Linked DNA regions of Mus musculus: region 2 is linked to region 1. Evidence: chromatin loops called from intact Hi-C (ENCODE). Cell type or tissue: heart. All regions are shown on one strand. Links, peaks and the distances in the headings refer to the core of each region. The heading gives the core; the rest is flanking DNA.

Region 1 (5,367 bases), core at 110-5,109:
TGGAACTCTCTATGTAGACCAGGATGGACTTGACCTTACAGAGATCCACTCACCTCTGCCTCCTGAGTGGTGCATATCTGTCTGTCTATCTATCTATCTATCTATCTATCTATCTATCTATCTATCTATGAGCCAGGGATCATGACACGCCTTTAATCCTAGCATGCAGGAGGCAGATAAATGCATGGGCTTGCATTGTCCAGCTTAGCTTGCTGCAATCACCCACTCTTGCTGCAGCCCTACCCAATGGTCTTGGCAGCTGCAGCCTGCTGCAGGAACACGGGTAACTGGGTTGTGGTCTGGAGAATCGAAGAGTCTGAAGAAATGAGGGACCGTCAGCCAGGAAGCCTTTCCCACTTCCAGGGGGCAGTCCCATGGAGGAGTCCTACCACTGAAGATCTTGGCCTGCAGTTTGGATGTCTCCTTGACTGGTGGCATGAGCAGCGCCACAAGGCCCTTGAGCAGAGGCAAGCGCACGTCGTAGTGGATCAGGTCCTTTATCAGCTCGATGGCTGGAGGAGGAGAGAGATGCTGGGGAGGCCCTGTGTCCTTCCAAACCTACCATACCTTTTACCCTGCTGCCTCTGTCACCTCTCCTAGTACCTTCTGCTGCTCAGTACTGGTAAGACCTTATGGGGGAGGTTACCCATCCTTCCTGCCATTCTGGAGCCCATGATTAAATACAAGAGTAGGAGTCAGAGGGAAGGAAGGGGATGCCTAGCCCATCAAGAAAGTCCCGGAGGTCAGAGCTGCGGATCTGAGGCCCACAGAAAAGAGCTGCCTTTAGCTTGAAGGGCTTCAGGTTTGATTAGAGGAAGAAAGGGCTGGGTTAGAACAGATTACATTTACCTTTTAAAAATCTGATCCCTAGGGATCAAACACTCAGGGCCTCCTACATTCTAGGCAAGCATTTAGCTACATCCTCAGAAGTAGCTAGGAAAGGTAGCCACAACATCTGCTTCCTCCACAAAATACTTCCTACAGGGAGACGCCTGCAGTCTCTGCACTCCAGATGCTGGGGCACGAGGATTTTGAATTTGAGCATGGTTTAGGCTTTAGGTAGATCAAGACCCTTTATCGCCGGGCAGTGGTGGTGCACGCCTTTAATCCCAGCATTTAGGAGGCAGAAGCAGGCGGATTTCTGAGTTTGAGGCCAGCCTGGTCTACAGAGTGAGTTCCAGGACAGCCAGAGATACACAGAGAAACCCTGTCTCGGAAAACAAAAACAAACAAAAAAAGACCCTCTATCTATCTAACTAAAGTTTTTTTTAATGAATTAACAAAACAAAATAAAACAAACAAACAAACAAACAAACAAAAAGGAGAAACACTTTTTATGCAGCTCGGGACAGTGGAACAAGTTTGTGCTCTAAGCACTTGGGAGGCTGAGGAAGTCAGAGGCAGGAGCTTTGAGTTTGAGGATAGCTCTATATAGCTAATTCCTGACAAATCTAGGCTACACAGTCAGACTCTGTCTCAGACGAACGAATGGAAACCACGACAAGACGACAGTGCTAACAGCCACCCACTGTCCTCTTGGTCCTGCCAGCCATGTCTCTGGATTGTGTGCTTCATAGAGATCCTCCAGGGTACCCTCAAAGTCAATTCTGATGCAGCCCCTGACACTTCTTGATGCTCAGAGGTGGCTCGTATTGTTGTTGCTACTGTAGTGGATGGGGGCCTAGGCTATGTAGCCCTGGCTGGACTGGGGCTTGTTATGTAGACCAGACTGACTCTGAACTCAGAGATCCTTCTGCCTCTGCCTCCCGAGTGCTGGGACAAGAGACTGCATTTGGCGTGCCCATCTGATTAGCGTTCTAACCTGGAGTCACAGATCCGAAAACACTGTACAGGGACAGGGTCCAGCCCTGGGGTGCCGCAGAGCATTTGGAGCCTCTCTGGCATCTCCCAAACTTTATGCAAACAAAACAAGAAGCTCTGAATGCTTGGCAGCCACTGTGTGCAGCGGCCAGAGTCCCAGACTCTCCAATGTTTCTTACTTGCTCTGCTGCTGGGTTGATGGGGATGCGTTTGGGTCTGAACGCTTTGACTCCTTTTATTGGATTGTGAGTCACTTTGCCAGCTAGAGCAGGATGCCACAGCGATGCCAGTGCACCCTGGGAAATATGTCTATGCCTGAGATGTGAAGAGAAGTGACTGGGTGGATGCCCAGGCTCCAAAGGAGTGTAAGAAGATATGTTTATGATAAATTCCTGGCTGGGAGCAGCAGGTTCTGCAACGTAGTCAGATATTCCAGGAGATAAATATTTACTTCTGCCAACCCACTTTAAACTGAATGCTTCATCTTCCATTGGTTATGTAACTAGAATGCTCGAAGCTCCTGGGACAAATGAAGATTTTTCTCACCCAGCCAGTTCTGTGTTTTGTGTTCGCAGCTGTCACTGGTTATACCCAAAGAGAGAGAAGCAGGGCCCTGCCTCTCTGCTGAGACATTTGCTCTCTGAGCAAGCACTTTACGGACTCATCCCCACCCCTTGGCCAACCCGGATGGGGCATGCGCTCGCTACAGGACCTGTGCTGAGGAGATAGAGGGGGCAGTGATCAGCAGATGTAAGGTGGATGCCATGGACACTTAGTTCAAGAGGAAAGAGTCATATCTCAAGTCCAGAAAGCCCACAGCCTGAAGCTGGATGAGGCAGCACGTGCCTATAAGAGCAACACTCGGGAGCTGGAGGGCCACTGCTTACTTCATATAGAGTTTGAGGCCAGTCTAAGCTGTCTAAGACTCTGTCTAAAAAAACCAAAGCAAAACAACTCACCCTTGTCTGCACCAGGATGCCTCGTGCTTTCCTGCTGATCCCTCTGAACAGATGAAGAAGTTGAGGGCAAGTGGCCTTGTTAGGGGGCCAGTGAGCAGGAAAGCTTCTACCAGGGTTAATGTTCCTGTGGCAAAAGGACCTTACAAGTGGCCAAGTAACCAAAGTTGGTGGTGGCGCACGCCTTTGACCTCTGCCTTGGGAGGCAGAGGCAGGCAGATCTCTGAGTTCAAAGTCAGCCTGGTCTACAGAGTGAGTTCCAGAACAGCCAGGGCTACATGGAGAAATCCTGTCTCGAAACAAAACAAAGGAACAAAATAAGTGGTCCAGCACTTGGATATCCCGTGTGTGCGGGAGAATAAAATATTCCATCCCAGGTGTGTGTGTGTTTGGCTTTGGCATTTTAGAATTGCTTTTTGCTACTGTTTTTTTTGTTGTTGTTGTTTTGTTTTTTTGTTTGTTTGGGTTTTTTTTGTTTTTGTTTTTGTTTTTTTGAGACAGGATCTTTCTACATAGTCCCAGATAGCCTAGAACTAACTAACTATGTAGTCCAGGCTGGCCTTGAACTCATAGAGATCCACCTGCCTCTGCCTCCTGAGTGCTGGGAATAAAGGTATGTGCCACCATGCCCAGCATCAGAGTTGGTTATCAGAGAAACTGTACGGCCTCTTGTAGATAGGAACAGGTCTGGAAGGCCGCCCTTCTCTTAAAGGGGCTGACATTATGAAGGAAATCTGTCTTAGCCAGCTCGTGGCTATGCACAGGCTTTTCTATGACGTACCCTCCTTTTTGCTTAGGGAAGATCTTTTCATGACAGAAGAGGTTGGGGTCCGACACTTGCCCAGACAGATTGCATCACAGGTGGTTTTTGACTAGGGACTTTGTGTAACCGGAAATCCTTTTGTGCCTCCTCCCAGCAACCTTCCATAAAGAGCAGCCACTTCCTTTTCCTCCATAACTGGAAGCCTGAATGCCTCTACATAAAGTTCAGTTAACCAGCACCTCCCTTCAGCCTCATACTCTGTAGGATTCTACAGAGTTTTTTTTTTCTGTTACTCTGTCTATAAATCATTTTACAGATGAAGATGATCATGCCTTGACAGCGAACAGACTAAATCTAAAGCTGGTGTACACATGCAGTCACTTCCACGGTGCCCACCCATGTCTTTGCTGCTAGAGTCTTGGGAAACCGGTTTACTGTGCACTTCTGGACGAGACTGCCACCTGCTGGCTGCACAGAGGAAGCACGCTTCAGCATAAATTTTCTTTCTTTTCTACTGGAATATCCTTGCAGGCTGTACTTGACCAGTCACATGCTCTCTGATTCCTGAGTGTTCTGCTGCCCTTTTAACTACATTCTATTCAAATACTAATGTTGAAGCACTAAAAATAGATTAACTCATACATTTTTAATTACACCGTATTCAAAGACCAATGCTGAAACACTAAAAATAGATGGATTAATTATTAGACATGGAGCCTTCACTGTTAGATCAAACTGGCCTTCATTTTGTGGCAGTCCTCCTGCTACCGCCTCCATCGTCGGCGGTTACAGACACATGCCATCATGCCCAGATAAAAATACTTTCAGAGAATTGCTTTTTAAGAGCTGAGGAGGACTGATGAGATGGTTCAGTGGACAAAGACACTTGAAACCAAGCCTCATCAACTGAGTAGGATCCCAGGGTTGCATGGTGGAAGGAGAAAAGTTCTGCTAGTTATCCCCCAACCTTGCCATCCCTGTGGCATGCACACCCCCTCCCAAATAAATAAATAAGGCAGGAGAGGCTCAGCAGTTAACACACTTTTTTTTGTTGTTGTTTTGTTTTGTTTTGTTTTTTTTTGACAGGGTTTCTCTGTGTAGCCCTGGCTGTCCTGGAACTCACTCTGTACACCAGGCTGGCCTCGAACTCAGAAATCCACCTGCCTCTGCCTCCCGAGTGCTGGGATTAAAGGCGTGGGCCACCACTGCCCGGCATTAACACACTTGTTAAGCAAGCTTGAGAACTGGAGTTCATGTCCCCAGCACCCAGGTAAACTGGGCTAGCACTGTGGCTGGGTTGCACTCTTAGCACTAGGGAACTAGAGACAGAGATCCCAGGGGCAAGCTGGTTAGCCCAGCTCATCACATTGGTGAGTTACAGGTTCAGCTAGAGACATTAACATGTAAACAGAGTGGCTAAGGAAGACCTCTGATGTCATTTTCTGACCTCCATGCACATGTGTGCGAGTGCACACACACACACACACACACACACACACACACACACACACACACAACTTTAAAGTCTAGCCAGACTCAGCTGAGAGAAGCTGAGATAAGTGGGTTGGTTAAGTGCTGGGGATCAAGGCTATCCTGGATAATGCAGCAAGAATCTGTCTCCAAAATGCAAACAAAAAATATATTATCAGTATTGTTATTGTATTTGTTTGTTTACTTATTTACTTACTTATTTGTGACAGGGTCTATCTTTATAGTCCTTGTTGTCTTGGAGCATGCTACATGGACTATGCTGTTCTAGAATTCACAGAGATCTCCTGAGTGCTGGGATTAAAGTTGTGTGCCACCAAACCCAGCTTGTTATTATTG
Region 2 (5,367 bases), core at 216-5,215, 61 kb before region 1:
ACACACCCTAATGTTGAATCTCCGCATAGAAGAGCCCCTGCCACACCAATCCACTCTAGGTTCCCAAAAGACCAGGGGAAATCTGGCTTTACTGGACTGGGCCCCTCACTACAGCTGCACAGTAGAGATGAGTTTGCTCAGAGAGCAGGAAAAAAACCAGCCTCTCCAAACACCTAGACAGCATACAGATAGAACAGCAGACACCTTTATTACACTACACATGAGGCTCATTTGCCTTTCCGGGCTTTGATCTTCCGCAGATAGAACTCCAGCTCCTTGCCTTCGAGCACATAGCCGTCTGCTCTGCCACACTGGCCTGGTCGTGAGGCAATACAGGCTGAAAGAGAACAGGCAGTCTTCAGTAAAGGACAAGACACTCCACGCCACCTGTAGAAGTCCACGCTGGCCTGACACCCAGGGGGCAGGCGTTGAAGGCCAACCGTCTCCTCAGATAACTTCATCCTCACTTAAGAGATCAGCAGCAGAACTGGACAAAGTTCTCATCACCGAGACAGTGCCGCATCATCCCCTGCCCCCAGCTACACAACCTGCTTTCCACCCACACAGCACGTTATTAGCCACCTACACTCACATGTACCCCACTGAACCAGGAAGGGTCCACCCACCCCAGCCCCACAGCCACCTCACCTAGAAGCTTGCCCTGCTGGAACTGCTCCTCCAGGAGGCTGCTGATTTTGGCATTCTTTTTCCTTTCATCGTATTTCTTTTGAATTTTCTTTGATCGTTTTTTGTTTAAAATCTCTTCCTCCTCAGGAGTCTGAATGAAAAGAATATGAATTGATTTGTCACCAGGAAAGTCACAAGCCTCCTTGAACCCCCCCCCCCCAAGTCGCCATGCTTGCCTTCTTCAGCACTAAAGTGTTCATCTCATTCCTTCAGTAGCAGAACTGGACAGTATTTTCATCACAAGAAGGCAGCACCCATCCCACCCCCAGCCAATCAACCCCTTACAGGAAGACAACGCACCAGCTTGGCCCCCTTCTTGCGGCCCAGGGGCAGTGCATAGTGGGACTCGTACCACTGTCGGTACGGCGTGCTGTCAATAAGCACGATGCAGTTCTTCACCAGGGTCTTGGTGCGGACAAGCTCGTTGTTGGATGCATTGTAGACAACATCAATGATCCTTGTTTTGCGAGTACAACCTGCATACAAAGAGAGATTCACAATCAGGGGCTGGGGCAGTTAATGTTTTTTTATTACTGAAATCTTTTTTTAACATTCTCTAGAAAGCACCTCTCATTGCAGGAGTTAAGAGATCAGAATATGGCAAAGAATTCTCCAACTACCTCAGGATCTTTCAGCAAGAACAAATTCAAATACTTCAACACCTACTTACACTCAGAGCCCCAGGAAAAGTTCCCCACATCCAATCTCAGGGCACGGTACTTCTTATTGCCTCCTCGAACTCGGACTGTGTGTATGCGGCGAGGGCCAATCTAGAGAACACAAGAAGGCCAGAACATGTGTCATCAAAACGAGTGGGGACTGGGAGAGGAACCCGAACCAGACGGAGGTAACAGTCAGTGTAACTATGACAAGTCCTTGCATTGGCAAGTGGTGTACAGGTGGCCAAGACGGCCATAACCACGCCTAAGGATACGTTTTCATCACCCTAGTTACCTCCAGAAAAAGCCAGACCCCCCCTAACACAGGAAGAACCCCAGTAAGGAACACACCAAGCTTGCAGCTCTCCCACTCCTAGGCTCCAGTAGACCCTAAGCTTGGAGATTAGGGTGCACAGACCCTGCACGTGGACACACTTCCATGTCCAGTCGCCAGCACCGAGAAACCTGAGCCTTACAAAGGTGATCACAGCCACTCGTGTTCCCCAGCAAACACGCTCTAGCGCAGGGGAAGGCAGCCTCTCCCAGTCGTCCTCCCCCCGACCCCCGCACGCACCTTCGTGTTGGCAGCGGGCCGTCCCAGCTCATACTTTCGCTTCTTGTGGTAGGGTTTTCGCTTACCCCCGGTCTTGCGGCGCTTGTGCCAGTTGTCCCGAGAGATGCCTGTGTGTGGGAGCGAGGACGCAAGCCTGAGCAACCGGGCCTCGCCGCCGGCCAATCAGCCCGCTCCCGAGCCCCGCGCTGCGCGGGCTGCCCGCACGCTCAGCTCTCCAAGGTTGGCTTCCCCACGACGCAGTCGGGAGTGTGCAGCATACCCAGGTGTCATCATCCGCGTGCGGCCCGGCCCGCGGCAGCCATGTTGGCCCGCTCGCAGCCCGGAGCCCCGGAGGCGGCCGCAGCGATCTCCACAGCCCTAGCCCACCGCAGGCCCTTGCCACGGCTGCCCGTGGCCCATGGTCGGGCCGAGCATGCGTCGGGAGGCAGGATGGAGACGGATGGAGCTCGCTCCCCCGCGGCCCGACCCGGCCCGCAGCAACACTCACCCATCGCTCGGCGCTGGCTGGAAAGAGGAAGCGCAAAGCTTCACGGTCCGGTTTCTAAAACTCAGCCCCGCCTTCTTTACGTCTCTTCCGGTTGCCGGGAAGGACCTGGGGCCGCGGCGAGCCTGGGACGCTGGCACAGGGGAGGGTCCTGCGGCGTGCGAACTCACGCGGACCCCGCCTCAAATCCCTTGACCTTGGGCGGTCTGGAGGGCGGGCTCCTTAAGCTGAGCTATAGGGCACACTTGCCTGCCTGTTGTGCTTACATTTTGTCCTTTAAATTTTTTTTTTTTTTTTTTTTTTTAAACCGGGCGTGGTGGCGCACGCCTTTAATCCCAGCACTCGGGAGACAGAGGCAGGCGAATTTCTGAGTTTGAGGCCAACCTGGTCTACAAAGTGAGTTCTAGGACAGCCAGGGCTATACAGAGAAACCCTTGTAAACTTGTAAAACCAAAAAAGAAAAAAGAGTAAAGGGCCCTAATTGGAAAAGTGAAGTAGTAGAAGCTCCAACGCTCTGTTCACAGGGGGACTTGACCCTGTATATGAACACACAAAATTCATGTGTATCTCTTACATGGCAGCAATTAGCAATCAAAAAGGAAATTAAAAACAGTTTTAGTTCTGGAAAGATTGGTACTGCAAACTGTGCTCAGGGTCTCTTCAAAAGCATCAAGTGCTTAGGTCGACTCACAGTTCCTGAAATTCCAATTCCAAAGTATCTGACAATCTGGTCTGGCCCAGTGGGTCAAACCTGAAATCCAGCACTGAGACAGAGAATTATCACCAGTTGAGGGCTAGCCTGAGCTAAAGAATGAGCTACTGCTCAGTGGGAGGAACAAGCGGCCGGCTGAGGAGAAACTGAGGCACTAGACACCCCTCCAAGTGAAATCAAAGCAGAGGACAGTGGGGCTCCGGCGTCAGACAAGATGAGAGCTCAGTCAGTACATTTTATTTCTTAAACTTAAACGTCGCCTTGAATGTCAGTGAACGTCTACTTTTAAAGGGACCTCTCACCTGACCGATTTCTTTTTGAATTTTAAACTTTAACTTCAAATGTTTTAAATTTTGATTCTGAGGTTTTTACTGCGTGTATCCGATTTTTTTTTTTTAAAGATTTATTTATTTAGTATATGTAAGTACACTGTAGCTGTCTTGAGACACTCCAGAAGAGGGCATCAGATTTCGTTACGGATGTTTGTGAGCCACCATGTGGTTGCTGGGATTTGAACTCCGGACCTTTGGAAGAGCAGTCGGCCCTCTTAACCACTGAGCCATCTCGCCAGCCCCCCCCCCCCCCACGATTTTACAGTTTTGAAGCGATTTTTTTGTTGTGTTTGTTTTTTTGGGGTTTTTTGTTTGTTTGTTTGTTTTGTTTTGTTTTTTTGAGACAGGGTTTCTCTGAATAGCCCTGGCTGTCCTGGAACTCACTTTGTAGACCAGGCTGGCCTCGAACTCAGAAATCTACCTGCCTCTGCCTCCCGAGTGCTGGATTAAAGGCGTGCACCACCACCGCCTGGCTTGAAGAGATTTTTAATTTTGTTTTAATATCATTTAATCATTTTAATATCATTTAAAAGTGTTCTTGAGCCAGGCCTGAAGGCACAAGCTTGTGATTTGCCTTCCAAGTGCTGGGATTAAAGCTGCATTACCACCCAGCTTTGTTTTTGTTTTTTTGAGGGTCTTACATGCTCACAGTAGCCCAGCCTAGCCTTGAACTCCTGGTAATCCTCCTGTGTCAGCCTTTCTGACTTGTGGAATTATAGGCGAGCTACCACATCTAGGTTTTCTGAATTGGCCTGACCTTGGGATTTGCCATAGTATCCCTCATAGCAGCAGCTGGGCCACTTCAGTGGTAGAGAGAATCTGCCACATGCAAGTCAGAGCCACCACCAATGTACCTAAGCTGGATTTGCAAGCTCTTGGCTCAGGAGACTGAAGGTTATGTACAAGAGACAGGTTTGTACTATAGGTGGAACAACAATATGAACTAACCAGTACCCCGGAGCTCTTGGTTCTAGCTGCATATGTATCAAAAGATGGCCTAGTCGGCCATCAGTGGAAAGAGAGGCCCATTGGACTTGCAAACTTTATATGCCCCAGTACAGGGGAATGCCAGGGCCAAAAAGGGGGAGTGAGTGGGTAGGGGAGTGGGAGGGTGGGTATGGGTGGGTATGGGGGACTTTTGGGATAGCATTGAAAATGTAAACGAGGAAAATACCTAATAAAAAATAAAAAAAAAAAAAGAATTATCAGCCGGGCATGGTGGCGCATGCCTTTAATCCCAGCACTCGGGAGGCAGAGGCAGGTGGATTTCTGAGTTCGAGGCCAGCCTGGTCTACAGAGTGAGTTCCAGGACAGCCAGGGCTACACAGAGAAACCCTGTCTCAAAAAAAAAAAAAAAAAAAAAAGAATTATCAGAGAAAAAAATTATCAGAGAAAAAAAAAAGAGAGACAGGTTTGTAGAACATCACGGATTGCTACTATAGCCAGCTGTCCAGCAAACTTCTGCAAGATGGGTGTGTCATGCAGAAGCAGGTCTTGCTCAGCAAGATGGGTGGGTGATGCAGAAGCAGGTCTTGCTCAGCAGTCAAAGACCCCTCAAGTCTTCAGCTCAGAAACCATAGGGCCCACACCTTATGAGAGCCACGTCATTGGTATGGCTGGGAGAACCAGCATCCATGGAAATGGTCTGTGGCAAGAAGTAACTTCTGCGTACCGCAAAGAAACTAGATGGGGGATTTTAGGAAGGGTTAGGCCGGGCCTGTCTGTTATTTCCCAGAAAGCCCTAGGTGTAAACCTTAATCGTCCCTTCACAGGAGAGGCAAAGCCAAGGACTTCCACCCCTCGGCTCGTGGGCTGACTCACTGTTTTACCCAATCTTTACACAACGTGACCATTAAAACCCTGTAGACACACCTGGGTACCAATCACTGCACTCATTCTGACATGGAACCCTCTAGTGC

What was found. A loop is a pair of places that touch in the nucleus more often than their neighbours do. Peaks named below come from ENCODE experiments on the same cell type or tissue, not always from the same donor. Only the 100,000 strongest peaks of a DNase experiment are listed, where the experiment ranks them.
Region 2: a loop joins it to region 1, with 2.3 times the contacts of the local background. A loop is called at or near these places in 10 of 42 quality-filtered maps.

What each region holds. Positions count from the first base shown.
Region 1 is chr4:117,215,050-117,220,416 of GRCm38, forward strand. It overlaps Armh1 (armadillo-like helical domain containing 1), which reads right to left. Exons shown (of 13, transcript NM_001145637.1): 8 at 390-512; 9 at 244-316. Among named protein-coding and RNA genes, the nearest start is that of Gm23287, 6.9 kb to the left of the region's middle. In heart, for the core only: no CTCF peak of the experiment used is centred there; no DNase peak of the experiment used is centred there.
Region 2 is chr4:117,153,651-117,159,017 of GRCm38, forward strand. Rps8 (ribosomal protein S8) reads right to left here and starts at 2,482. Exons shown (of 6, transcript NM_009098.2): 1 at 2,408-2,482; 2 at 1,921-2,027; 3 at 1,358-1,457; 4 at 988-1,163; 5 at 649-778; 6 at 186-337. The coding sequence starts at 2,411. The coding sequence ends at 228. It overlaps Gm22980 (a small nucleolar RNA gene), which reads right to left and starts at 512; the gene lies at 443-512. Snord38a (small nucleolar RNA, C/D box 38A) reads right to left here and starts at 924; the gene lies at 866-924. It overlaps Snord55 (small nucleolar RNA, C/D box 55), which reads right to left and starts at 2,198; the gene lies at 2,121-2,198. It also overlaps LOC115490046. In heart, for the core only: no CTCF peak of the experiment used is centred there; DNase peaks (open chromatin) are centred at 1,881 and 2,481; H3K4me3 peaks cover 2,916 bases; H3K27ac peaks cover 2,461 bases.